Linked DNA regions of Homo sapiens: regions 1, 2, 3 and 5 are each linked to region 4. Evidence: chromatin contacts called from ENCODE Hi-C or POLR2A ChIA-PET data. All regions are on one chromosome and are shown on one strand. Each heading gives the region's core, a stretch centred on a gene start or an enhancer-like site at or near the end of the contact. The rest is flanking DNA. Distances are from core to core; before and after follow the strand shown.

Region 1 (5,115 bases), core at 2,245-4,744, 480 kb before region 4:
GTTGGCTTCCCCCTTACGGAGCCCCTACCCGGGACAGCCTCAATCCCTCAGGGCCCCTCTGTGCCCAGGTGCCTGCTTGGCTGACTGGGCAGCCTGGAGAGAACAGTGACCCAGAAATGCAAGAGGAGAGTTTCCAGGAGGACAGAACACTGGTGCTATCAGGTGCCAGGAGCAGCGTGTGCCACGCATGGCCCTGCTCTGCTGTGGCTTTGTGTTTTTGGTACATGCTGTGCCCTCAGCCTGGGCTGCCCTGGACTGGCCGTCCCTACCCCTCCAAGACTTAGCCCAAAATCATACTTTTTTTTTTTTTTTTTGAGATAGGGTCTCACTCGGTCCACCAGGCTGGAATGCAGTGGCACAATCTCGGCTCACTACAACCTCCACCTCCCAGGTTCAAGAAATTATCCTGCCTCAGACTCCCGAGTAGCTGGGATTATAGGTGCCCGCCACCATGCCTGGCTGATTTTTGTATTTTTAGTAGAGACACGGTTTTGCTATGTTGGCCAGGGTGGTCTCGAACTCCTGACCTCAGATGATCCATCCGCCTCGGCCTCCTAAAGTGCTGGGATTACAGGCGTGAGCCACTGCGCCTGGTTTCCAAAATATTACTCTTTTCCCCAGAATGGAAATACAATTATTATTCAAAATATAAGAGTAATCTTGGCCAGGCACAGTGGCTCACGCCTGTAATCCCAACACTTTGGGAGGCTGAGGCAGGTGGATCACGAGGTCAGGAGTTTGAGACCAGCTTGGCCAATGTAGTGAAACCTCGTCCCTACTAAAAATACAAAAAATTAGCTGGGCGTGGTGGTGGGCGCCTGTAACCTCAGCTACTTGGGAAGCTGAGGCGAGAGAATCGCTTGAAGCCGGGAGGTGGAGGTTGCAGTGAGCCAAGATCGTGCCACTCTACTCCAGCCTGGGCGACAGTGTGAGACTCTGTCTCAAAAAAAAAAAAGAAAAAAAGAGTAATCTTAAAAAATAAAAATATATGTTTTAAAACTTTTTATATATACATGTAAAATGTATATGCATATTATATATATGTTCAAATGTGTGAATGTATTTTTGTATTTATAAACACTTAAACTAAAATATGTAAATTTATGTATAAAACTATAAAATATGAACATGATATTATACTATGTATATATTTTGTAACCCTCATTTTCACTCACTACAAAATAAATGTATTTTATATGGTAAGTATAGATTTACCTAATTTTTTCAAGGTAAATAGTTTAAAAAATATAAAACTAGTAAATGCTCATTGCAAAAACAAATTGCTAAAAAATATCAAGAAGAAAGTAAACAGCACAAAAAGCCCTCCTTCTAAAGACAACCATTATTAACATTTTGGCAAACATCCTTTTTTTTTTTTTTTTGAGATGGAGTCTCGCTCTGTCACCCAGGCTGGAGTGCAGTGGTGAGATCTCGGCTCACTGCAACCTCCGCCTCCCTGGCTCAAGCGATTTTCCTGCCTCAGCCTCTGGAGTAGCTGGGATTACAGGCATGCACCACCACATCCAGCTAATTTTTTTTATTTTTATTTTAGTAGAGACGGAGTTTCACCATGTTGGCCAGGCTGGTCTCAAACTCCTGACCTCAAGTGATCCGCCCACCTCAGCCCCAAAAAGGTTGGGATTACAGGCGTGAGCCACCGTGCCCGGCCCAAACATCTTTTTTTACACACATATACACCCATATTTTTATATCAATAGTCTCAAATTATATATACACTGTTTTGGGACTTTTAAAAAAATTTCAGCAAGACCTTGTGGACATCCTTCCATGATAATACGCAGAGCATGAGATTATTCTTTTAAATGATTACATAATATTTTATTGTGAGAGCATAACTTTATTGAATTTATTTATAAACACTAGTGGCGAGCATCCATTTTTCAGCTTTTCACAATTAAAAACAACACTGTGATGAGCCATCCTTATATATGGATTCTTTCTGGAATAAGAAATAAATGGACTGAAAAATTAGAATGTACAATTCTAGAGGTCCCACGTTGTCAAATTATGTTCAGAAATGTGCACCGCGAAAAAGTCTAAAAGTTCAGCCAAGATTCACATGGGTCATTTCTGGGCAAAAGGACCAGGCATGATTTTGTTGTTCTTCCTATTCTTCTGTCCTCCTCAGCTTTTCTATTCTAAGTGTGTCCTTCGTTATGCTGATGCAAGTTGGCAATTTTACATTGCACAAGAATATATGGTTTTAATCCACGCAAGTGTCGCCTCTGACGATGCTCTCTTTCCAGTTCCTCCTGCACCACACTTGCTCTCATCATCTGCTACAGGGGAGGGACCTGCTAGCCCTGTGCCTAAGTTAGCACCAGCAGGAACCCACAGGTGTTCAGTGGGGAGTCGCTGACTGCCTTGGAGAAGCGTATTTGAGACAAGCTGTTAATGGCTCACGGTCCTAGGGTAACCCCCTCGGCTGGCACCTGCATTTAGGACAGCAGTGAGCCAAGCAGTTTCCAGCTTGTGGGAAAGAAGCTTTGAGGGGTCCCTAAGGGCAAGAAGGCCTTTCCTGGCTCAGTCCAATCAGATACCTGCTGTGGCTGTGCTTCTTCTGGCCACAGGTCCCTGTCTTTGTTGGTTCCCTGCACTGACCTGGCCAAAAGGAAGCTGCTTGCTTCTGGGCAGCAGCTGTCCCCTCCCCCAGAAAGTCTAAAAGGACACAGAGGACGTCTTCAGTATTTCCGTAGAGGTCACAAGCTAAGTGGGTCGCTGTCGCTGTTTTACGTTTGGTTGGTGCTGAGACACTTCCTCTTTCATTTATGTCTTATTCAGGCCACCTCCTCCATCCCCCTTGAAGACTGAAAAAGGGGAACTTGAAAGAAAAACCGAAAATTTCAGACCGAGCTATGGTGCAGGAGACCATGCTGTCATCCTGAAGCAGAGGCTGGGGACGTCACCAAGAGGATCACAGCATCCTCGAGGGTTCACTGAGGCCACTGCCCAGGCTTTCTTTTCTTTCTTTTTTTTAATAGAGATCAGAGTCTTGCTAGGTTGCCCAGGCTGATCTCAAACTCCTGAGCTCAAACAATCCTCCCACCTCAGCCTTCTAAAGTGCTGGGTTTACAGGCTTGAGTCACTATACCGGGCTGACCAGGGACTTTCTTCCTCCCCTCATTCGAACTTTCTTAGCTCCCACTCAAGTCTTCCTAAATGCTATGTGGTATTCTTAGGACTCCTAATTCCTAATTTTTCAGGAAGTGAAATGATATTCTTAAAGTAAAAACCAAAATCTGCTTTTGCTCAATTCTTTGAATTTACTGTATTTATATGCCATATATAGAGAGAGAGAGAAAGAGAGACAGAAAGAGTGCATGTAGATATACACACACAAATGTATACACACACACACACACACACACACACACATCAGATTGTGGTAGCTTTTGGAAACTCTCTAAGGCACAGAAAATAAGTTGCCTGACAAGACATCAAAGAATTGCAAAAGAGGCCACAGCCCCAAAGGCCTTACTGACTGCTTTGTGATTTGTAGCATGACTGCTGATAAGCATCTATTTGCTTCAGTAAATAGAAGTTGAATCATAACATTTGTTCCAGGAAACAGTAACTGAAGTCGCAAATCATAAATAATAAAGCATGAAAAATCTTCTTTTAACCTAATGGACTAAAAGATTTCTTGCTTTTTTCATTTCTGCTAATGGCCTCTCTCCCTTGGCACTGCCAGAGCTGGCCCATTAAAGGTGAATTGAGCCTCAGTTTGCAGGCAGGACGTGGTCCAAAAGATCATTTGTAAGTTGGTTGTTTGGATCAAAGAATGTGTTTTCTCCTAGAAACCGTTTTTCTCAGGGTGACTGGGTTCTCAGGTTCGCTCGCACAGTGCTGTTCAACTTCTACTGAAGCTGAGCTCTGGGTCTTTGAGGGCAGGTTCTCTGCAGTGCAGGAGGGAGAAATCAGGTCACCTGCTGCTCCTTTGCATAGAGACCTGGCTCTGAGCACAATTTAAGCATAAGTAGTTTTCTTTTCTACTTTCTCAACTCCCTTTTGGCGTCCAGGTCCAGGGCCGTAGTCCCTGGATTGCAGCACCCTTTCCTAAAGTGCTTTACCCACCTCTGGGCTGCTTGCCTGCTAAGGGGGGTCTGGGACCCCAAATTACCCACTATTCCTGCTTCCTGACCAATCAGACTTCCATTTCCTCAGAGCAGTTGATATCAGCTAAGGGCCAGGGGAAAAGCAAAAGGAGAAGATATGAATTCACACTAGTAGGTGAATCATGGAGAACCTCTTAACCCTCTTAATATCTTCTCATGTTAAAATGAATTAGTTGTGAGACTTGAGAGTCCTTGTGGCAGTATGGGTTAGGGATGAACACGGTGACTAAGGATTCGGAATTCACACACACATTAGTAGGACTCTTAGGCTCTTCACTGCACCTGCTTCCAGAACACTGGCAGTCAGTTAGGAAATGATCCTACTCTGGAAAAAAAATGCAATGGTCGCAGAGAAGAAACTTTCAAGTTCAGACACTGGGGAGAATCCCCTCAGTGAATAAGCTGATTATCTGCCAGATTGCCTCTGAGAATAAGCCACATTCATGCACACAGAACCCCCCACCAGTTTTTTGTGCCTCATAATGAAATCTTAACAGATAGCCAAAGATTACCAGATGTTTATGGAAAGTTCTAACATGAAACAAAAAGACCAAAACAGAGGAAACAACAGAACAAATCTTCAAAAGTAGTATAGTTACTATCTATAGAGAAATAAGAAAAGGCATTTTATCCATGAAATAGGATGTATTTTAGACTTTCAGGATGCCGTAACAAAATATGATACACTGGGTGGTTTATAAACAAAGAAATTTATTTCTCATGGTTCTAGGGACTGGAATCCAAGATCAAGGTGCTGATTTGGTGTCTGGGGAGGGCCTGCTTTCTGGTTCAGAGATAGTGTCTTCTTGCAGTGGCCTCACGTGGAGGAAGGGGTGAGCTGACTCCCTTGGGTCTCTTTTATAAAGGCACTAATACTATTCATAAGGGTTCCATTCTCATGGCCTGATCACCTCCCAAAGGTTCCCATCTACAAATACTATCACGTTGGGGGTTAGGTCTCAACATAGAAATTTGGGGG
Region 2 (4,967 bases), core at 523-3,022, 270 kb before region 4:
CCCAGCGGAGCCCCGAGGCGGGGCCAGCTCCCTGTGCGGCCCTGCGCAGCGCGGCGCCGCGAGCCAGCGCAGCAGCCTGGCGCCCGGCCTGCCCGCCTGCCTGTACCTGCGGCCCACGGCGCCCGTGCGGCCCGCGCAGTCCCTGGACGACCTGACGCGCGCCGTCGTCTCGCCTCCCGCCGGCAACCTCGGAAGCAGCGGCAGCTTCAAGGCCTGCAGCGTAGCGGGCTCCTGGGTGTGCCTGCTGCCCCTGTCGCGCAGCGACTCAGAGAACGTCTAAGAGGCCATCCAGGAGGTACGCGGCCCGCCGCGGTAGGAGATCGTGAAGCAGGTACGACCCCGGGCGCGGAGGCGGGGAGGCTCGCTGAGGACAGCGCCCGCAGGGAGCCTGGGCTCGAGGAGACCCACTCCGCTCAGCGTCGGGCATGACGCCCACCTCTGTCGGAAGACTTCGGATGAGCTCCCTCTCCCCAGCCGCGAAACAGTGCAGGCCCCCATCCCTCATCTGCAATTTCCAGGCTCCAAAGCTCCCTGGAAGCCCGAAAGATTTTTCGTAATCAAATTGGTGGCAAAATTGCGCTTGAACTGATATGAGGCTGTTGATGGTCTTTATTTATCGCACTTGTGTGAATATTCATGTTTTGCTGCAGAAATGCAAATAAGCTCGATGGCCGGCTGCTGCCCCAAGCCCTGCTGGGAGGTTATGTAACCTACAGCAGGTGGGTGCCACATATTATCTTTCCAAGTCCCAGCTGTTCTATATTCCGAAGTGCATCTGGGCACGGAACGGGGGATTGCGGGCCTGCCGCCAGCTCAAGGAGCCTGGAGTCAGATGAGAGGGTGGATGTGAAAGTCAGGCGTCTGCTTCCCTTTGAGGGTGCTTCCAGCATTTCAGTTCCTTTTTTTTTTTTTTTTTTTTTTAAAAGAACTCCTGATGGGTTTGTTTCAGAAAGACGTGTTAAGTGAGGTTGTTTTTTCCCCTCTTCAGAATCCAGTTGTGTTAATCTGGGAAATCGAAAATAGAGCACGTTTTACAAACACTCTTGCATCCTCAGAACACTCTGGGGGACTCTGACATTTTGAACTTTAGGAACTTTTCAGGGAGGGGCAGCCCGAGGGGGAGAAAAGGATGCTTAGAACCGTTCTGCCATCTGCCACCGGCCGTGTGATGATCTAGAGGCAGCTCTCTTCCTCTCTCAGGGTCTCGGTTTGTTCTTTAGCACAAAGGGAGGGGATGGACAGATGACCTCTGAACCTTGGGAGCCTCTGATTTATTTCGCTGTGCCTGATGTCATTACCATGAACACTGATGCCCACCATGTGCCAGGACTGAGTCCGGGATGCCCAGACGAAGGAGACACGCCTCCGTAGGCCCGCTGCTGGGTGTTCCCTCCGCCTGTCTCGTTACAATGCAGAGCTCAGGTTTTGAGACTAGGGAAAGGGGAACTGGATTTTGCTGGGGCAGCTGCCAGCTGCTGACAGCCACTTAACTTACAAGCGAGGACCACCCCCTCCCCCCCCAGGCCCAGCGTCCTCTGGTGTAAGCACAATACCTAAGGATTAGGGTTGTGAGCCTTAAATGAATTAAGGCTTCGAAGCGCTTGGCAGCAGCAGGGGGTCCACCCAGACTGGGTCATCCTCGTTTGGCTTCCCTGGGTCTGCGCCGCCTTCACTCTGGCTCCTGCAGCGGCAGCCCGCCGCCTTGTGGCCAGGGTGGAAAACGGCACCCGGCGGGCGGGGCTGGAGACCGCGGCTGGTTCCTGTTTCGCGCCCCTGCCAGCCAGCCAGGCAGCTTCTCTGGGATGGGTGGCTGGATGCCAGCGCTCTTCCCCCGCAGCGCCCCTCCGTTTCCTGCGCAGGCTCCCGGTGGCGCACTTCCCGGCCTCTCCACATTCTCTGTCCTAGTGACGGTGGGACGGTGCCTGCCCGTCTGAGCGGAGCCCCTGGAGGTGGGGGAATGGCCTTGCTCTTTGAACCTCGCATCTGGCCCAGGGTCTGGCTCAGACAGAGTGCACAGAGAGTGTATGTTGAATAGGGCGGAGGTGCGGCAGCCCCTTACCTATGAGCCAGGCCTCTGTAGGTCTGCCCAAGGGCCACCACCCCAGGCCCCAGGACCAAAGAGGAAGGAGACTGCCCAGGTCCTGACATCTCCTGAGAAGACAGATCACCCCGGCTGCCAGGGCGCCTGCCAGGTGGCCCCTCTGCCCATCCTTCCTCCAGCTCCCAGCAGGTTCCCAGTTGCAGTGGCATATGGGGGGAGGGGCACAGGTGATGAGGGCAGGGGACTTACCCAGGGGGGAACTAGGACATTGGCCAGAGACAGGCTGCTCCCTGGCCCCACTTGTGGCCCTAATTCACTATGTGACCTCCACAAGTCACTTTGCGTCTCTGGTTCAGTTTCCTCCCCTGTGCAATGAGTGCAATAATACCACGTTCCCTGCCACGGAGCTTTATTCAAGAGGCAGCTGTGGCTCTCCCTGGTGCTCCACCCCCAACAAAGTCCAGGGTAGGGAGTTGGTCCTGCCCCCACAAGGGAACCCCACCCCTGCCCTTAGTTGTCCCAGGCGGCATTTCCCCACCATAATCCTCCAGGCCCATTCACTCGTTCATTAGGCATGAACTAGCCAAATAGCTGCAGAGCCCTGGTGAGCCTTTGGATCTAGAGAGGACTCAGGCACAGCCACGGTCCTGGGGGACTCACCCTCTTGGATAGGAGGCCAGCAACAGAAGACATGGGGCCGGGGCTCAGAGTGGAGCATGGGGTTGAGAGTGGGTGCCCACCGGGGCAGGGCCTCATGAGCCCTTGCCAGGAATGTGCACGTTATCCTGCAGCTGCTGTGAGGCTTTTAGCAGAGACAGGAATGGGATTGAGAAAAAAATCCCTGTGGCCAGGGCCTCAAGAATGGCCGAAGCTCTTGGTGGTCTCGTGGGCATGTGGTGGTAACAGAGGTTTGGGAGATGGATGGGCAGGGTCTGGGGGCCGAGGGAGGTGGGAGGGAAATCGGGTTGAGTTCAGATTCCCAGCTGGCACTTGTGGGCAGACAGTGGTGCTGCTTACTGAGTTGGGGGGTGGGGGGGACTTGGGGAGGAGCAGGGTGGAGAAAGGTGGGGCCTGCCTGGATTTAGGTGCCAGACAAAGGGAAGAGAAGCATGAGAGTGCTGGCTCAGAGGACAAGAAGTGTCCAGAAGAAAGATGCACAGGAAGGTGACGTGAGAGAAAGGCCATATAACACTTATCCGAAGTGGCCACTAGAAGCTCAGCTGGTCAGGGGGGTGCTGAAGGCAGAGGGCAGTGGTCAGGAGTGAAGTGAGGGTGCGAATTGAGTGTGTAGACAACAGACAGAAGGAGAGAGAGAGACACAGCGTGGCCAGAGGGGGTGTAGGTCATAGATGGAAACATCCCCAGGTTCAGGTGGGTGGGCAGGAGATGGGGAGGCTGAAGATGGGGAGGAGATTGTTGCTGAGAAGGGATCTCGGAAGAAAGTGGGTGCAGAACAGAGGGGGCAGGATGTGGGGATGGCATGGCACGGGGGCACTGGGGAGTGTATAGGGACCCCCGTCTGTCAGGCGGCAGCTCAGGGCTTAGGGCAGGCTACTGGGCAAGGCCAGGGACCCCCAGAACAGAGGAGTTCCTGCCATGGATGGTGTTTCACAGCCTTGTCACTCCCCATGCACTCTAATCGCACATATTGAGTACTTGGTGTGGGCTGGTCACTGTGCTGGACACTGGGGACAAAGTGTGGTAAGACGCAGTCCCAAAGGGGCTAACAGTCCTGTGGGCTCTTGCTCAAAGGCTTGTAACCCAGGGTTAAGCTCCCAGCAGCTTGGAAGGCAGGTGTAGGCACCTCCATTTGCCCTGAGTACAAACAGAGGTTCAGAGAGGTTTAGTGACAGGACGAAGCTCATACAGCCAGGAAGTGGCTGTGTCCAGGACAGTTCCAGGCCCCTGACCCCAAGCCCCACCCTGGCCAGCAGGTTCAGTTTCAGCCAGGTGGCCTTTAGGGTTGGCCACCCTGTTCCTCTCAGCAAGAACAGTACAAGCTGAAGGCAAGCAAGCGCTCCTTCTTCTGAGCATCCTGCGTGCCCAGCCCTGTGGTGGGAGAGTTGATGTCCCAGGAGAGGGACGTCTCCTGTTCTCTTGCTGCCCAGGAGAGGGCAGAAGCAACCCCTTCTGAGAGGGGAGACAGGGAGACAGGGAGAGGTAAGCAGGGATGACTCCTCCTCTCTCCCAAAGAGGCCACTCAGGGAGCCCTGGGAAGCCAGGCCAAAGGCGGTGCAATAAAGGGGCCTCTGAGACTCTTCCCCATGGCTGTGGTCCTGGCTCTGGGATCTCAGGGTGCAGTCACCATCCCCACCCAGAAGTGGGAAGGCCCAGGTGGGTGGAGCTGGCCTGGAGCCCGCCCCTGCTGCTGGGGCATTGGCCGCTGGGAGGGAAGTTCCAGCCGGTCTGCTGCACCTTCTTATACAAGCAACCCTGGAGGCGCCGCACCTGAGCAGGCAGCCCCGACTGGAAGGAGCGGGGGCCCTCATTTCTCCTCCTCCGCTGGGAACTGTGAGTGAGCCCTTGCCCCTGAGGGACTAGAGGGCGGCCACAGCAGTTTCTCCACTCTCTCCCCTCCCTTTCCCAAATCCTAAAACCCACCTGGGGGCCCCTCCTCTCTGGATCCAGGCCCAGCACCCACTTCCTAGGACAAACTCCGAGGGCAGCCCGAGGCCGCTGTGATTGAGAGAAAGAAACTGGCCTCGGGACAGACCCACCTGTCCCCACTCAGGGCCAGCCAGGGAGCCTTTGGCAAGGGGCGTTGGTAATAGCAGGAAGCTAAGTCCAAATTGAGGGGACTCCAGCTAGCCCCTTGCCTGTACTCCCTCCTCCAACAACCCTCACCCCCACCCTCCAGCTGGGGCAGCCGCCTCAGCTGTCTCCCTCCCAGGGACTCACCTGCAGCCCCAGGCTGTCCCAAGAGCCC
Region 3 (4,769 bases), core at 1,265-3,764, 460 kb before region 4:
TAGAAACAAAGTATAAGAATGAGTGTATTTCTTTTTCATCTTTTTTCAGTGCGTACTTTTGACATCATTTGTAATTCTGTGTGTATTTGGTACGTGCCATTTCACTCAGTATATCATTAGCATTATTCATATTCACAGCATCATTATCAAATGCAGCGTCTTCATGGGGTAATATGTCACCCTATGATCTAGAAGCCAATGCTTCTCTCTTGCCTGATGGTATTTTGCTGTGGTTTGTTGAAGTGCGCATCTTTCAATGCTTTTCCAGGCACTGGTGAGGTGGATTGATGATGAATCTTCTGGCACACCTGGAGCAACTCCAGAACACAGTCGTGAGGATAATGGGAATTTACTGAAACCCGTGGAAGGAAGCCTTTAAGGAATGGAAAGAGTGGATAATAAAATGCCTGACTGTTCTCCAAAAATAAGGACCTTCAAATAGGAGTGATTGAAATAAATGACTACTTGCATGTTATGCTTTCATTTGGGTGGAATACTTCATCAGAATAAACTATTGATCTTGTGCTGTGTCAAAGTAACAGACTAGAACCTTCTTTCAAGTACCTGAATTGAAATGAAACTCATTTTGAATAATAAAAACTCTAGAAACTCTTTATCTTCTCATCTTACTGGCCTGGTCTGTGGCAGCAAGCACATTATTTCCATTCCCCAAATATGTTTAGGTCTCCCAAGAAAGCTGGGACTGGCGGTAATGAGCAAGTAAATAACTTGAAAAAGAACTGTAGATGCCCCAAGGAACCAACCAACATAATTTCCAGGGGGTGATTTTGTTTTTAGAAGAGCTGCTCCCCTCTGTTAGGGCCAGCCAAGTCACATTTTTGGACGTCCGTGGACTCTGATCACCACAGCCCTCCTCTTCCGTGAGCCTTCCTTACTCTCTCGAGTGCATTAGCTCATTTTTTTTCTTTTGCTGGTTGTCACCTTATTCCTGTTTTAGTTTTTAGCAGCTTAAAATACGACCTCTCAGGAATATTTGCAAGTGAAAATAACAATGGTCCTTACACTACCACAACATTTGGTGGTGGGAGTTCCGTTGCAGGTCTCAGCTATAACATAGTCATTTATGAGGGATCTTACAAATAGTGTGTAATGGTATTTATATTTGTGAGTGTTACACTTTCTCTATAGACTTAGAGCAGCTTTCAGGTTTATTTCAGTAATAATGTCTTTCTCACCTTCTCACATTGTGAAGTGTTTACCTGAGTCAGGGAGAGAGTTTAATGGGGTTATCTGTCGGGGTGCCATGAATGCTGATGATGGTCTGCAGGTTGTGAACATCAGCCCCATTGCTACAGGGGTGGACAGGTGGAAAAGCTCAGACTTGACAAACCACCTCTGCTAGATAGATGTGTCTTGGAAATCCAGAAATTACAGTGAATATTTTATGGAATGCCAGTGAGCAGACAGCATTTCCCACTTTCCTATCTTACCTTGAGGGTAAGACTTAAAGGTATTTTTTTTTCTTGTAATTTGAAGCCTAAATTCTTTGATTGTTTGATGTATGCAATATGATGTAAGGCACATTTTATACCCCTAGTCAGTGGTTTCCCTTGGATTCATTCTCCTACTTGATTGAACCCATTTAAGTCATTTTAGGAAATGGTGGTTTGCTATTAAAATTAATTGGAGAGAATACTTGGTCATTCTGTTAGCAAAAAGAGACTGATGGAGCATGGTGTTTTATGGATTCTGTTACAGGGCTTATTCCTCCTTGAATAATGTGCTTTAAAAATTATTGTCCATTCGATTACATTTTCTTTTATTTTCCTACAATGTAAGCACGGTTTTAGTCCTGTAGGTCAGCCTTTCTCACAAACTCTTTTGAACTAAGATTTGCCTAGGTGAATAAATTGGGGATGACGGTTGTCTGGAGAAGATATAAGGTCCATTTGTGAATACTCTGCACTATGAGACCAGGAGAAAAATCATCTAAGAAATCGTTCACTCTTGCTAAAAACTGAACTAAATTTTATATGATGCATTTATTCAGCAATCATAAGTGCTGTGCATAACTATTGTACATATTTTTGGACAATTTCTTAGGGTTCAGCTTAAAAATATAATTTGCCTACTGCAACTAAATTTTATGTACTGTGGTTAAATCTTTGTAGTTTTAGAAGATAATTTTCACTAAATAAATCCAAGCAGATTTTGCTCTGCAAATGCTGAATGAAGTATTGAACTAATAAAAAGGATTAATAATTTTCTACTGTCTAAATAATCTTAGAAATCAGTGAATTTGATTCATTTATGTCGTAGATCCTGATCCCGTTTACCTGTGGAGTTAATATCTCTCCAGTCAAGAGATTTTTCAGGCCTCAGACTTTTAATGGTGAGGGTTAAATAGAAGAATTTGGCGAGGATTACCCGTCGGTTCTTGTCCAGCTTGCTTTTTGAAGCACACATTCCCCTGATATGAATAATTTACATTTCAAGCCCTACGAGGGACAGAGGGCCGCGTTGCTCCCTCTAGGGAGCAGCAGTGCTAAAATCGAAGCAGGCAGCTGCGGGACCGCTATAGCCGGCCCTGCGCTCGGGCCCTTCCCGGGCAGGAAACGCGTCGCTGTCCCCGGCTGCGCCCAGGCCAGCGGGCACAGCAGCTGCGAACCGCCGGCGCACCACCTGTTTCCGCGCCCGGGGACTTCCCCGGCGGGGCTCAGAAGTGTGGGGTCGGTCGCTTGGCTTCCCCTGGCGTCGGCGACCCAGGGTAACCTCCTCCACTGCTGCGTGCCGTGCAGGCCTGCCTGTGTGAGAGCCACGTGTGCCGCGCTCTGGGCACAGCCTTGGAAAGTCAGGACCGCGACGGCAGCAGAGCAGTGAGTGGAATTAATTCTCAAGTAGAGCATTTAAAAAGTGCTTCATTGAAGAGTTTGAATCTCAGTCACTTTGTAGATTCGGATATCTAGAATGGCACCGTCCAATAGAAATATAATACAAGCCACCTATGTAAGCTTAATGTTTCTAGTAGTCGTATTAGCAAATGCATAAAGAAGCAGGTGGAGTTAATTTTAATAGTATATTCTATTTAATCCAGTGCATCCAAAATATTATTTCAATCAATATCAATGCTGAATATTTTATATCCTTTTTTTTTTTACCGTCTTCAAATTCCTGTATGTATGTTACACTTGCAGTACGTCTTACTTCCAACTGGCCACATTTTCAAGTGCTCAACAGCCCCATGTGGCTTGTGGCTACTGTATTGGACAGTGCAGCTCTAGAGCAGTACCCAACTCTAGTGTACCTGGAAAAATGTACCCGTGGTATTGAGTTACTAGGAGAGGAAGGCTTATTTCAGGAAAAGGTCATGTAAATCTTCTGTCAGTACAGCCGGTGCTGACATTCAAGCTGAAAGGGTGTATGTAGACACCGTTTAATGTCTACATTAAAGGCCTCTGGCTTCGGTGTTAACTTGTTTCTTTAAAAGCTTGATACTGTTCTCTGTTGCAGCTTGTTTTTTACCCTCCCGTCTTCATTTTCAAGGGCCTGGTATTGTCTTCAAATGCATTTCCATTTTTGGAAAGCGGAGTCGTAAAGCATTAATAATGTGGAGATTGTTTAGTCCATTTCATGCATGAGGACACAAGCCTGCAGCAGCCGAGTAAACTTGCGTGTCATGTAACCAATGGCAAAAATGGGATCAGATCCCAATTCTCCCTAATGCTGAGTTATTCGTTATTTTCACTGTGCTACATGACCTCATTGAAGTAAAATATCACCGGCGAGAACCTAACCATTTTTCCCCCAGGTTGTTTACAAGGGATTATACACGATTAAACTTTCAATTTCTTTTCTGTTCAAGTAGAGCCATCTGGGGTTGCTCAAAGTTGGAGAAATCAGTCTATGTACAGTTCTGCCTTAGTACCAAAAAAAGAGAGGTGCGATATTTATTTATTTATGAAATAGGGTCTCGCTCTGTTGCCCAGGCTGGAGTGCAGTGGCATGATCACGGCTCACTGGAGCCTCCACCTCCCATAGTCAAGTGGTCCTCCCACCTCAGCCTCCCAAGTAGCTGGGATTACAGGTGTGCACCACCATGCCCGGTGTATTTTTTTTATTTTTAATTTTTAGAGATGGGATTTTTTCCACATTGTCCAGGCTGGTCTGGAACTCCTGAGCTCAAGCAATCTGCCTGCCTTGGTCTCCCAAAGTGCTGGGATTACTGACGTGAGCCACCGTGCCCCGCCAAGAGTTGCAATATTTAGTAAAGCTCTTGCGACTAGTTGAGGCATTAAAAGAAAGCATTATGAAAAAAAATGTCTACTGGAAAATAGTTAAAACAAAATCTATTGGGGCAATATGTTCAAACTCACAGACTGCCATACTTAACCCAGTATTGATTTCATCCCACTGTTTTCTTTAGTGTCTGCTCATGGATCAGTTTTTTCTTCTTTACAACTGACCCACCCATGTAGTACACTACTGCTGGGCAGTCTGAGATCCATCCATCCTCAGATGCTGAACCGGTGGGTTCTCGGCACAGTGCTTTCAGTGTCCTGTGGTTATCCAGCTGTTTCATAGCAGCAAAGACTCTCTTGAGCTGTAACTGTCAATAGATATCTTTTTCTTCTCTTGTGTAACTAAAGGGGAAAAAAGTCTATAACTCATTCATTCATGTATTTTTCATTCAACAATATTCATGGAGCACCACCTACTGGGTGCCAGGCCCTGCTCAAAGCCTTGGGAATACAGCAGTGAACAAAGAACTCCTACCCTAATACACTAGTGGATGAGACAGAGAGTCAAGG
Region 4 (4,845 bases), core at 2,346-4,845:
TGCTTTACAAGAAGCACCATGTTAAGGAAGATAAAGTGGTCCCTAAATTCAAAGACAGCTAATAGTCTAATAAGGGAGCCAAGACATGATACTTTAACCCATAACTATGGGCTACTTTCTACGAAGAAAAAAAAAACACAGCAGGCATTCAAGGAGCGTTCTTATATATACACATATGTATGTTTATTTATTATTTATTGAGACAGGGTCTCGCTCTATCGCCCAGGCTGGAATGCAGTGGCGTGATCTTGGCTCACTACAACCTCCACTTTCCCGGCTCAAGCAATTCTCTTGCCTCAGCCTCCCAAGTAGCTGGGTTTATAGGCGTGCACCACTATGCCTGGCTAATTTTTGTATTTTTAGCAGAGATGGCATTTTGCCATATTGGCCAGGCTGGTATTGAACTCCTGGCCTCAGGTGATCCACCTGCCTCAAGTGATGAGCCTCCCAAGGTAATGGGATTAGAGGTGTGAGCCACCGCGCCTGGCCCTTATATGTCCTTTTGAATAGCCAACTAGAATTATTGGTATAAAGATTTAAAAGGTCAGCACAGGCTGGACGTGGTGGCTCATGCCTGTAATCCTATCACTTTGGGAGGTAGACGGGAGGATCACTTAAGCTGAGTTGGTACCACCCTGGTCTTGAACATAGTGAGATGGTGAGCAAGATGAAAGGACATATGCGCTTATTAACTGTCTTGGTAAATGAGGTTCATCATCTACAAGCATCAATTCTTATCCCTAGCACTGGTTAAGTAACAGAATCCAATAAATTCCCAAGCTCCACTCAATTTTACAACCTTTGAAGGTACATTTACAGAAAAGATGCAACTTTCACAAGGCAGTAGCCATGATTAGGTTAAGCCGTGATTATCAGGAGCCCTCAAACTGATCTGCTCAAGGCCGTTATTATGAGTGGGTTCCACAGGGTATTCCTTAAGGAATACAATATTATAATTATACAATATGTGATATTAAATACAATTTAATATACAATATTTATTTTAATATTGTATATTAATATAGAATTTAATATGCAATATTAAAAAAAGAAACAAGCAAAGAGAAAATGAAATTTTATAAATATCAAAGAATCTAACTAAAGGACTAAAAACTTTTGGCCTAAGATATAGGCAAAATTACTCCTGCTTTTAGTATTCTTACCTGGTACCTTTTCTCCCAAAATAGACTGATAAAGAGCAATAAAAACATTAGCATCACAGTCTTGAAGTTCATGTATTCTCAGATGTATATGACACTTAAAAAGAAGGTTATTGGCAATGGTTACCCACTCTGTTGGGAAAAAGGGGGAAAGATCAGTCTTAAAAACCACCAGAAAAAAATCACACAGACATTTAAAAAATCCAACAACCTCCCCCCCAACAAAAACAGACACTGAACTTTGCAGAAGATAAGGAATTTGATTGTTAGAGAATTTCAAAGACCCTTTAGGCATGGTTTTTAAAAAGATGTATTTAATTTCTTGGGATGATTTCCAGAGTGCTGTAATTTCTACATAGTCAAAACTATACTGCAAATTCAATTGATACTGTTGCAGCCTAAAATCTTAAGTTACTTATATAAGCCTTACATGGGTGTTTTTAGTTAAAACATATTTACAAGTAAACAGGAATATTATGTCATAAACAACAGTTTAATGATAATCCGAGGTTACCAGAAACTCATTAATGGAGGCTGCTTCGCACTTGCAATAGTATTGGTCTTGTGTTTACCCAATTATCTTGTGCAAGTCAGGGTTTCTCTGGTGCCGGAAAAAGTGGTGATTAAACTTAGGCTGTTAAGAACTGGTATAATAACAACATCAACGGTAATGCATTTGTTAGTTTTTCTTTTTTATTATATCGATCTATATGAAAGAAAATATGGGAAGTACATGAAGCTCAGAATTATCAATACTGTTGACGTTTCCTGCGTACCACATTCTCCTCTCCCCTAGATATTGCTGGGATTTGCAAAGTTTAACGGTTTCTGTACCAAAAGTAACTTAGCTTAAAATACTTGTTCCTTGAAATGCCTGGGAATTGGTAGGAAAGCACTTTCAATCGGTATTAGAAACAAACATCTCCACTATGTTCTGGACACGTAACGTTCTGGAAACGAATGAGAGTGTATTTTCCATGCACATAATCCCCCTCCCCACGCCCATTTCTCACAGCTGGCCAAACCATGACAACTGGTTTGTACGCAGTCCTTGTGAAAAGGATGAAAGCGTCCTAGACAACCAAATTAATTCGCTCTTCAAAAGCGGTGCTAGACAAAGCCCATGACTCTAGAGGGCACTGAAGAGAAAAAAGCACAACTATTCTACAGGGGCATATTCTACTATTCTGCAGGGGCATAATAAATCTTAAGAATGCTGTTCCTTTAAAGACCAATACAAAAGCAGGTACGACCTCAGGGCCCATAGTGCAAGGGCGGAGGGCACACGGACAGCGGCTAGACGCCCCACAGAAAGACAAGTCCGGGGACGACCCTTCTGACCGCTCTTTTTACAGCCAGGACCCAAGTGTCCTACCGGCCTCGCCCCAGTGCCTCTCTCTCTCCCACAGCATACTGCTGTTCCACGGCCTCGAAGCGAAGAGGTGGTGAAGCTGAGAGACCCTATCCAGGGAACCCGCCAGCGCGACGCGGCGTCTGAAGGTCACGAGCCCCGCCGACAGCCCAGACCCAGTCCGGGCTAGCCCGAGGCCTCCCTGGAGGTGGACGGTTTCAGTCCACACATACTGGGACCCCAGGGAGACACTCACCAGCATCCGAGCCTGCCATGTTTCAGAGGCAGGTCGCCGCCGGACTCCGACGCGGCCGGGAAGGCGACGGTGTCCTGGAAGGACCGATCCACGCAGACCCGACACTGGGGCGCGGACGCACGAACCAAAGCGCGGGGAAGGAGGCGTGAAAGAAGGACGGACGTTAAAAGAGCTTCTCGCCGCTGATTGGTCATCAGAGGAGCACTTCCTTTCACAGGACGTGAAACGGGGGCGGTTTGGGAAGTTTAGAGACCATTCTCCGCCGACCAAAACCCGTCAAAGGATTATCAGACACGCGGGTCGGACGGTCCACATCAGCCGGCAGCCCGGGCGGGTCCCGGGGTGCGAGCAGCGCACTTCCGGTGAGCTATTTCGTTTTGTATCCCTCCGCCGACGTCAACGGGAAAGTAGTGCGGACCGCTCTCTCGGTGGTCCGGGGTGGTACAGCCACGTGACAACGCCAGGCCCCGCCTTCCCCCTCTTTTGGTTACAGACGTGAGGGCTCTTTGGAGACGTAAACATCTCCGAGTGGCGAGGGTGGGCGGGGCTGGGCTTGGGAAAGGGCGGGGTGGCTTGCTTGAGGTGTGGAAAGACCAGAAGAAGGTGAGGTCAAGAGAGTGCAGAATGAGGCATTCCAATGGTGGGTGGGCCCTGACCTGAGAGAGTGGCGCGGGGAGGGGTGAAAGCGCGGCGATCCTGGAACGCCAGCGGGCGTTGCGGCCTATGCGCGAGGGGCGGGGCGATTAGGTCATAGAGCGGCTCCCAGCGTTCCCTGCGGCGTAGGAGGCGGTCCAGACTATAAAAGCGGCTGCCGGAAAGCGGCCGGCACCTCATTCATTTCTACCGGTCTCTAGTAGTGCAGCTTCGGCTGGTGTCATCGGTGTCCTTCCTCCGCTGCCGCCCCCGCAAGGCTTCGCCGTCATCGAGGCCATTTCCAGCGACTTGTCGCACGCTTTTCTATATACTTCGTTCCCCGCCAACCGCAACCATTGACGCCATGTCGGGTTATTCGAGTGACCGAGACCGCGGCCGGGACCGAGGGTGAGTTTGGGAGCCGAGCTGTCAGGCCTGGCGGGTGGGGGGATGGGAGGGCGGGTCAGGGTGGCGGCCGGCGGGGGCTTTGCGGCTTGGACTTGGCCTTTCCGGGCTATCTTGGGACTTCCTTTCCCGAAGGCTTGCGCCATTTTGATATTCACGTCACAGTGATTGGAAGAGATTTGACGGTGTAGTGTCTTCAAGCTTGCTTTTTGTGTGGGGATTGGGGAGCTGTCGGGGCGGCTGCCATTTGGTAGCTGTTGAGGGAGTTGAGAGGGAGCGTATTGTGCGGATGAAAGCGGGACGCTTCGAGGCAGACGAAGGAACATCTGTTAGGTGCGGCGTTTCGGGAGGTGTTTTTGGGGTGGCCGGGCATTCTGTGGGAGCGAGGGGACCACTTCCAAAGCCCTGGTGCTGTTGGGGTAGGAGGGCGGCCGGCATCAGCCATGTGGCTGAGTCGCGAGTACAAAATGCCGGCCTCGGACATGGCGGCGGCGCCTTTGTTACCCCGCCCGGCGGAGGAGCTCAAAATGGCAGCGTCGAGAAAATGTGGCGCAGAGAGAAATGCGAGACAAAGGGGGAAGCGCCGCCCCAGCGGGAACGCCGCCCGGCCGACTCCGCCCGGGCCGGGACTCCTCCCCCGGTAGTCGCCGGCTCCTCCTTTTCTTTTTTCCTGCGTTATATAATTTTGATTCGTTGATCCGGAGCTCTACCGCGGCGTTCCCCCAGCTGGGTTTGCTAGCAGAAGTGTTTCTGAGAAAACCCTTGTTCTGTTATCGCTGACTGTACTGTTTAGGTTCTTACCACTAAAGCTGTTTGGTTCCAAAACGGCCATATGAGTAACATCGTCGTGATGCTCTTCGGTTCATGTAGCCTTGTTATTGCTGATAGTGAATTGCTAGGCTGGTGGGGAAGATTACAGTAACCACAAGAAGTGGTGTGTGCCAGAATCCCAAATTCTGGCATGTGGGTGACAAGTTTCCGACATGATAAATCCCCGGCTTCCGACATGATAAATCCCAGGCTGTTTACATGACCTAAGT
Region 5 (4,955 bases), core at 1,455-3,954, 390 kb after region 4:
CGCCACCTGCCAAGCAGTTCTGGCACCAGGGAGCAGGTCTGTGATGACAGGAGAGAGACAGTGGCTGTGACTCTGGCTCTTAAACCACAATGGAGGGATTCAAGTTAGCTTAGGTAGCTCTCAGAGGAGACTAATGAGGGAAGGAAGGAGCAAGGGGGGAAGGAAGGTGCCCCTGGGAGTGTGTCTCACTTCCCTTGCTGGTTCATCCGAGAAGGCAGGGACCCTGGCTTGCTGATGGTTGCATCCTCTGTGGCATTTAACGTGGCATGCTGGTTATACCCACTGTAGGGGGCACTCAGCAAATATTTATTGAATTCTTCTTTGAGACTCATTAAGACCAATAAAGGGGCTGTATTATATCATCAAGCAAGTGGGTTGTGGATGGGGGTGGGAGGTATTGCTTCAGCTATATTTTATATTCTTTAATGGGATTGCACCAGTTGTGTGTCTTTCTACAGAACTAGAGGAGCTTTCAGGATATTTGCTTGGGTGGACGTGACCCATAGTGTGTAGTGTTCTTTTGGTGGGCTCTTCTTATCAGTAATGAGATTAATTTTTCCATTGCCAAACTCCATGAGGTAAACAGTTTGTGATTATTTCATGTCAGTTTCATTTTTCACTCAGCATGATGTTTCACTGTTAAAAAAATGAACCTTGGCCCAGAGTTGTCCTCTCATGTATTAAACATGACTTCCTTTGTTAGTAGACTAATTTATAATTATAATTCAAAACCATCCCATTCTCCAGTGGATTATTTCCCCCCTCTCTGTCAGATGAAGGAATAATTGTTTGTCTGGGCTGCAGGAGTGTCTGTCATGGAAACCGAATTTTTCTGTACATTCTCTGAACAAACAGTGCTGTCACATCCCTAGAACCTGACATTGTCATTGATCTCCAGTTGAGTCAGAGAAGTTTGTTGACCAAGGTAAATCAGATCTCTCTTCTCTTAAAGCAAATGGCCCATGACTCCTGAGGGGCCACTAGGAGTGAGAGAATCACCTGTACAGGGGGCCACAACTGTGGCTAGGAATGTGTTACTTGAGGCGGTGCTTCCCAGCCATGACTCAGTCACCTGGGGAGCTTTTTAAAAACGCTGTGCTGGGGCCCCATCCTATGTGAATGAAATTGGAATCTCTGGGAGTGGGGGCCGGCATCTTTTCTTTTTTAAAAAAAAAATGTTTAAGGCCAGGCTCAGTGGCTTACACCTGTAATCCCAGCACTTTGGGAGGCCAAGACAAGAGGATCACTTGAAGTCAGGAGTTTGAGACCAGACTGGGCAACAATGAAAGACCCCATCTCTACCAAATAAACCAGCAAAAAATGTTTTAAGGCCCAAGTGACTCTGATGTGCAGCCAGGATGAGGCCTTCAAGTAATTTTTGTACCTTAATCCTGGAAAGAACAAATGCATCTCCAAATTCCCAGTCACGTCACAGAGCACGGGACCAGACTAGACACAGCATTTGGCTCATTTTACAGAGAGGTTAGGATTGATAGAGTCCGCTAGTTAGTGTTAGAACTAGAAATAAAGTTCTAACTTTATTTCTAGTTCTAGGCGTGGTGGCTCATGCCTGTAATCCCAGCACTTTGGGAGGCTGAGACGGGCGGATCATCTGAGGTCAGGAGTTGGAGATCAGCCTGGCCAACATGGTGAAACCCCGTCTCTACTAAAAAAATGACAAAAATTAGCCAGGCGTGGTGGCGCGTGCCTGTAATCCCAGCTGCTTGGGAGGCTGAGGCAGGAGAATTGCTTGAACCCAGGAGGCAGAGGTTGCAGTGAGCCAAGATCCCACCACTGCACTCCAGCCTGGGGAACAAGAGTGAAACTCAATCTCAAAAAAAAAAAAAAAAAAAAAAAAAAAAACCTAGAAAAAAAGGAACCTAATATTACATTTTCTCTACTGTACTATATCATTCAACTTTTAAAGAGCAGGTAATTTAATGGATTTTTTCCTTTGAATACAAACTGTTGAAATTGCTTTTATCAGCTTTAACTAATAGGCCTTATATTAAAACATATTTAGTTACTGAATTGTAAGATGTTTAAATGTTTATTTAAAGTTACCCGACTTATGCTTGTTTATTTATTTATATATTTGTTTATTGCCTTTTCCATATATTAAGAGGCTTAAGAAATCAAAACAATGTTGTTTTCCAGGCTCCTTCACAGTATCCTGATGGGTAAAATCATCTTCATGGTTTTAAAAGAACCTTCCATAACAAAAATGAAATAGCCATTGCGAGTGAGGAGAAGGGATTTGTAGAAGGAGTGAGTTAGTTAAAGCACAAGAAGAAGCTTGTGAACCAACAGGAACTTTCCTATCAGGGTGGGAACATATGTTTTGGAAGCAAATGGTGGGAGGGTGCAGGCTGTGACACTCCCTTCCCCTTTTCATGTGAGAGCTGGCTATTAGCCTCATTGCCTGAGTCAGGCAGAGTTCCCTCGAAGGGTTTTTATAGCAGGTGCCGAGCTGACAAGCCCAACTGTAGAACACAGGAGAGGACCAGTCAGTTGTCTCAGCTCCCGGACCCATCTCAGTTGTTTCTCAGAGGATCTTTATTAGCTGGTTTAGAAACAGGAGGACACTTGCTTTCAAGCATCACATTGAGTGGGCTGGACCAAATCCAAAACTCTGCTGGAACCAAGTTGACAAATGTCAGTAGAATTGGGAGCCCGCTCTTTGAATACAACCTTGGAATGGGGCTTGGCACCTGGCCTGAAAGCGCTGTGTGGACTCCAGCACCAGGGCTGTTTCCTAATTTAACTTAATGCTTAAAGGAAATCCCAAGTGGCAGACCAGTTCTGCACTCCTTGAGCAGATAGGCATTTAGCTGTTTTTAAATGTAAAATCATTTTAGCTGTTTTTAAATGTAATCATAGGGCCAGTATCTTGTTTCTATATGTGTGTTTGCCCCATATGATGAAATTGTATGCATTCTTTCAGCAAGTGAGAGTCCGGAGGTTCTGTACTAGCTAGCTGTGCAACTTTGGGCAAATGAGTTATTTCCCCCTCTGCTTCCTCATCTGTAAAACAAAGCAACGGAACCAGAAAATCTCTTTGGTGGGCCTGTTTCCAAATGTCTTCCCAAATTAGGATCACCATTTAGGTGAAAGCGACTAGTCCCCCAGCCGCCTCTTTTTCTGGTGCAGCCTCATACGGGGAGGTAGAAGATGGGAGGGCTGCTTTGCTTTGAGCCTCCCAGCTTCCTAGCTCTTGAATGTAGTGAATTTCATCTGTTCATCCATTTATTTATCAACTTTTTGAGTACATATTTTATGCCAAGCACTGTTTGAGATGCTTGGGAAACATGAACAAAACAAAGACCCCCGCCCTCATGGAACTTCTACCTAGTTGGTTGGGATAGACAACAGCATGGTAAATACATTATATAGAATGTGATAAGGTGATAAAATTCTGCAGGGGTTGCAGGGGAGAAACATAGAGCAGAGCAAGGGAGATGGAGGCCTCGTAAGTTGCCACACACCGTGGTGTGGTTTCATCGGCTCTCGCTCACCTGTCTTGTATAGGGCCTAGGGCCTTCCCTGACCACTGTACTCTCGTAGACTAGATCCCTTCCTGCACTCCAAATAGCACCACGTCACTTAGTGTTGGGGTAATGTACAGGTTGGTGCTCCTGTTTGTTTCTTGTCTAATCTTCTGGAGGACTGGTGTTGATAGTCCTCAGGTATGTCTGAAAATCCTGAGCAAATATGAGGGACTGAGCGTGAACATTGTTGATTTTTCTTTACTTTCTATTTCTTTTTTCTTTTCTTTTTCTTTTTCTTTCTTTTTTTTTGAGATAGAGTCTCACTGTGTCGCCCACACTGGAGTGCAGTGGCGTGATTTTGGCTTACTGCAACCTCCGCCTCCCGGGTTCAAGTGATTTTCGTGCTTCAGCCTCCCGAGTAGCTGGGATTACAGCCATGTGCCAATACGCCCAGCTAATTTTTGTATTTTTAGTAGAGACGGGGTTTCGCCATGTTGCCCAGGTGAGTCTCAAACTCCTGGCCTCAAGTGATCCACCTGCTTTGGCCTCCCAAAGTGCTGGGGTTACAGGCATGAGCCACTGCGCCTGGCCACATTGTTGATTTTTTTAAAAATTTTTATTATTTATTTATTTTTTGAGATGGAATCTCACTCTGTCGTTGAGGCTGGAGTGAGGGCAGTGGCATGATCTCTGCTCACTGCAAGCTCCGCCTCCCGGGTTCACACCATTCTCCTGCCTCAGCCTCCCAAGTAGCTGGGAATACAGGCACACGCCACAACACCTGGCTTTTTTTTTTTTTTTTTGTATTTTTAGTAAAGACAGGGTTTCACCGTGTTAGCCAGGATGGTCTCAATCTCCGGACCTTGTGATCCGCCCACCTCGGCCTCCCAAAGTGCTGGGATTACAGGCATGAGCCACCGCTCCCGGCCACGTTGTTGATTTTTAAGGATAACATGATAAGACATTAAATCCTGTCAGGGAAACCTCAGAAAACCCCCACAACTCAGAGGGGTCAGAACCAGCCATTCTTTGATTTTTGTGATGGCTGTGCACCCAAATACACAAATGGGTGTGTTTGTGTGTGTGTGTGTGTGTGTTATTTTTTTTTTACATTAAATAAGATTACATTTTTTTTCCATTGTAGGAGTATTTGTAACATCTCCCGATAAATTGAAATGCGGTAAGAAAGTTCTAAGAACAAATTTGGGGAATCTCTGACCTTTAAAGGTACTACCTCATTATGAGCAATCCAGTGACCTTATTCTAGAATTCTGTTAGGGTTCGTTTTCCACTTGCCATGAGCTGGTTTTGCAAAGAAGAAAACGGTTTCCTTTATATGTGGAGATTAAGAACAAGTTTATCTGTAGTTTTGGTGCTCGACTAACTGGGAACCAAGCCACAGTTGCTTGTAAAACGGACCCTAAGTTATCTTGATCTTGATGGTTCAGTGCTTGGAAATCTCTGGGG

The links. A loop is a pair of places that touch in the nucleus more often than their neighbours do. ChIA-PET counts read pairs that join two places held with the same protein, here RNA polymerase II (POLR2A). Pooled maps may share reads with other maps.
Region 1: a map of naive thymus-derived CD4-positive, alpha-beta T cell shows a loop between it and region 4 (36-fold over the local background). The contact joins the enhancer-like site here to the promoter of DDX5 in region 4. A Hi-C loop is called at or near these places in 4 of 168 maps with a recorded cell type or tissue (A673, B cell, ascending aorta and 1 more), 10 of 37 single-sample maps with no recorded cell type and 18 of 50 pooled maps. POLR2A ChIA-PET finds 5 or more read pairs at or near these places in 8 of 52 experiments (CD4-positive, alpha-beta T cell, CD4-positive, alpha-beta memory T cell, MCF 10A and 5 more).
Region 2: a loop to region 4 is called in a pooled map, with 4 times the contacts of the local background. The contact joins the enhancer-like site here to the promoter of DDX5 in region 4. A Hi-C loop is called at or near these places in 1 of 168 maps with a recorded cell type or tissue (naive thymus-derived CD4-positive, alpha-beta T cell) and 7 of 50 pooled maps. POLR2A ChIA-PET finds 5 or more read pairs at or near these places in 13 of 52 experiments (A549, AG04449, CD4-positive, alpha-beta T cell and 9 more).
Region 3: a map of chondrocyte shows a loop between it and region 4 (6-fold over the local background). The contact joins the enhancer-like site here to the promoter of DDX5 in region 4. A Hi-C loop is called at or near these places in 4 of 168 maps with a recorded cell type or tissue (B cell, ascending aorta, chondrocyte and 1 more), 9 of 37 single-sample maps with no recorded cell type and 16 of 50 pooled maps. POLR2A ChIA-PET finds 5 or more read pairs at or near these places in 7 of 52 experiments (CD4-positive, alpha-beta T cell, CD4-positive, alpha-beta memory T cell, MCF 10A and 4 more).
Region 5: a pooled map shows a loop between it and region 4 (2.5-fold over the local background). The contact joins the enhancer-like site here to the promoter of DDX5 in region 4. A Hi-C loop is called at or near these places in 1 of 50 pooled maps. POLR2A ChIA-PET finds 5 or more read pairs at or near these places in 7 of 52 experiments (CD4-positive, alpha-beta T cell, CD8-positive, alpha-beta T cell, MCF 10A and 4 more).

What each region holds. Positions count from the first base shown.
Region 1 is chr17:64,983,735-64,988,849 of GRCh38, reverse strand. No RefSeq gene overlaps it. Among named protein-coding and RNA genes, the nearest start is that of LRRC37A3, 67 kb to the right of the region's middle. RefSeq lists enhancers at 2,418-2,467, 2,748-3,047, 3,665-3,944. Within about 2 kb of position 3,494, at least 28 of the 41 ENCODE cell types and tissues checked have a DNase peak (open chromatin) inside an H3K27ac peak, as active enhancers do; they include B cell, CD4-positive, alpha-beta T cell, PC-3 and 1 more, where a contact is called at or near this core.
Region 2 is chr17:64,773,761-64,778,727 of GRCh38, reverse strand. It overlaps the pseudogene ARHGAP27P1-BPTFP1-KPNA2P3 and the pseudogene ARHGAP27P1. Among named protein-coding and RNA genes, the nearest start is that of MIR6080, 4.5 kb to the left of the region's middle. RefSeq lists a silencer at 1-105 and enhancers at 1-260, 261-930. Within about 2 kb of position 1,772, at least 18 of the 41 ENCODE cell types and tissues checked have a DNase peak (open chromatin) inside an H3K27ac peak, as active enhancers do.
Region 3 is chr17:64,963,881-64,968,649 of GRCh38, reverse strand. It overlaps the pseudogene AMZ2P1. Among named protein-coding and RNA genes, the nearest start is that of LRRC37A3, 47 kb to the right of the region's middle. RefSeq lists a silencer at 2,414-2,577 and an enhancer at 2,797-2,846. Within about 2 kb of position 2,514, at least 8 of the 41 ENCODE cell types and tissues checked have a DNase peak (open chromatin) inside an H3K27ac peak, as active enhancers do.
Region 4 is chr17:64,505,039-64,509,883 of GRCh38, reverse strand. It overlaps DDX5 (DEAD-box helicase 5), which reads left to right and starts at 3,595. Exons shown (of 13, transcript NM_004396.5): 1 at 3,595-3,808. The coding sequence starts at 3,765. CEP95 (centrosomal protein 95) reads right to left here and starts at 2,907. Exons shown (of 20, transcript NM_138363.3): 1 at 2,768-2,907; 2 at 1,164-1,292. The coding sequence starts at 2,786. RefSeq lists enhancers at 2,295-2,404, 2,117-2,733, 2,715-2,804, 3,005-3,244, 3,945-4,074 and 1 more and a silencer at 4,435-4,504.
Region 5 is chr17:64,116,285-64,121,239 of GRCh38, reverse strand. The region is part of intron 1 of ERN1 (endoplasmic reticulum to nucleus signaling 1); the gene reads left to right. Among named protein-coding and RNA genes, the nearest start is that of ERN1, 11 kb to the left of the region's middle. RefSeq lists an enhancer at 143-202. Within about 2 kb of position 2,704, at least 17 of the 41 ENCODE cell types and tissues checked have a DNase peak (open chromatin) inside an H3K27ac peak, as active enhancers do.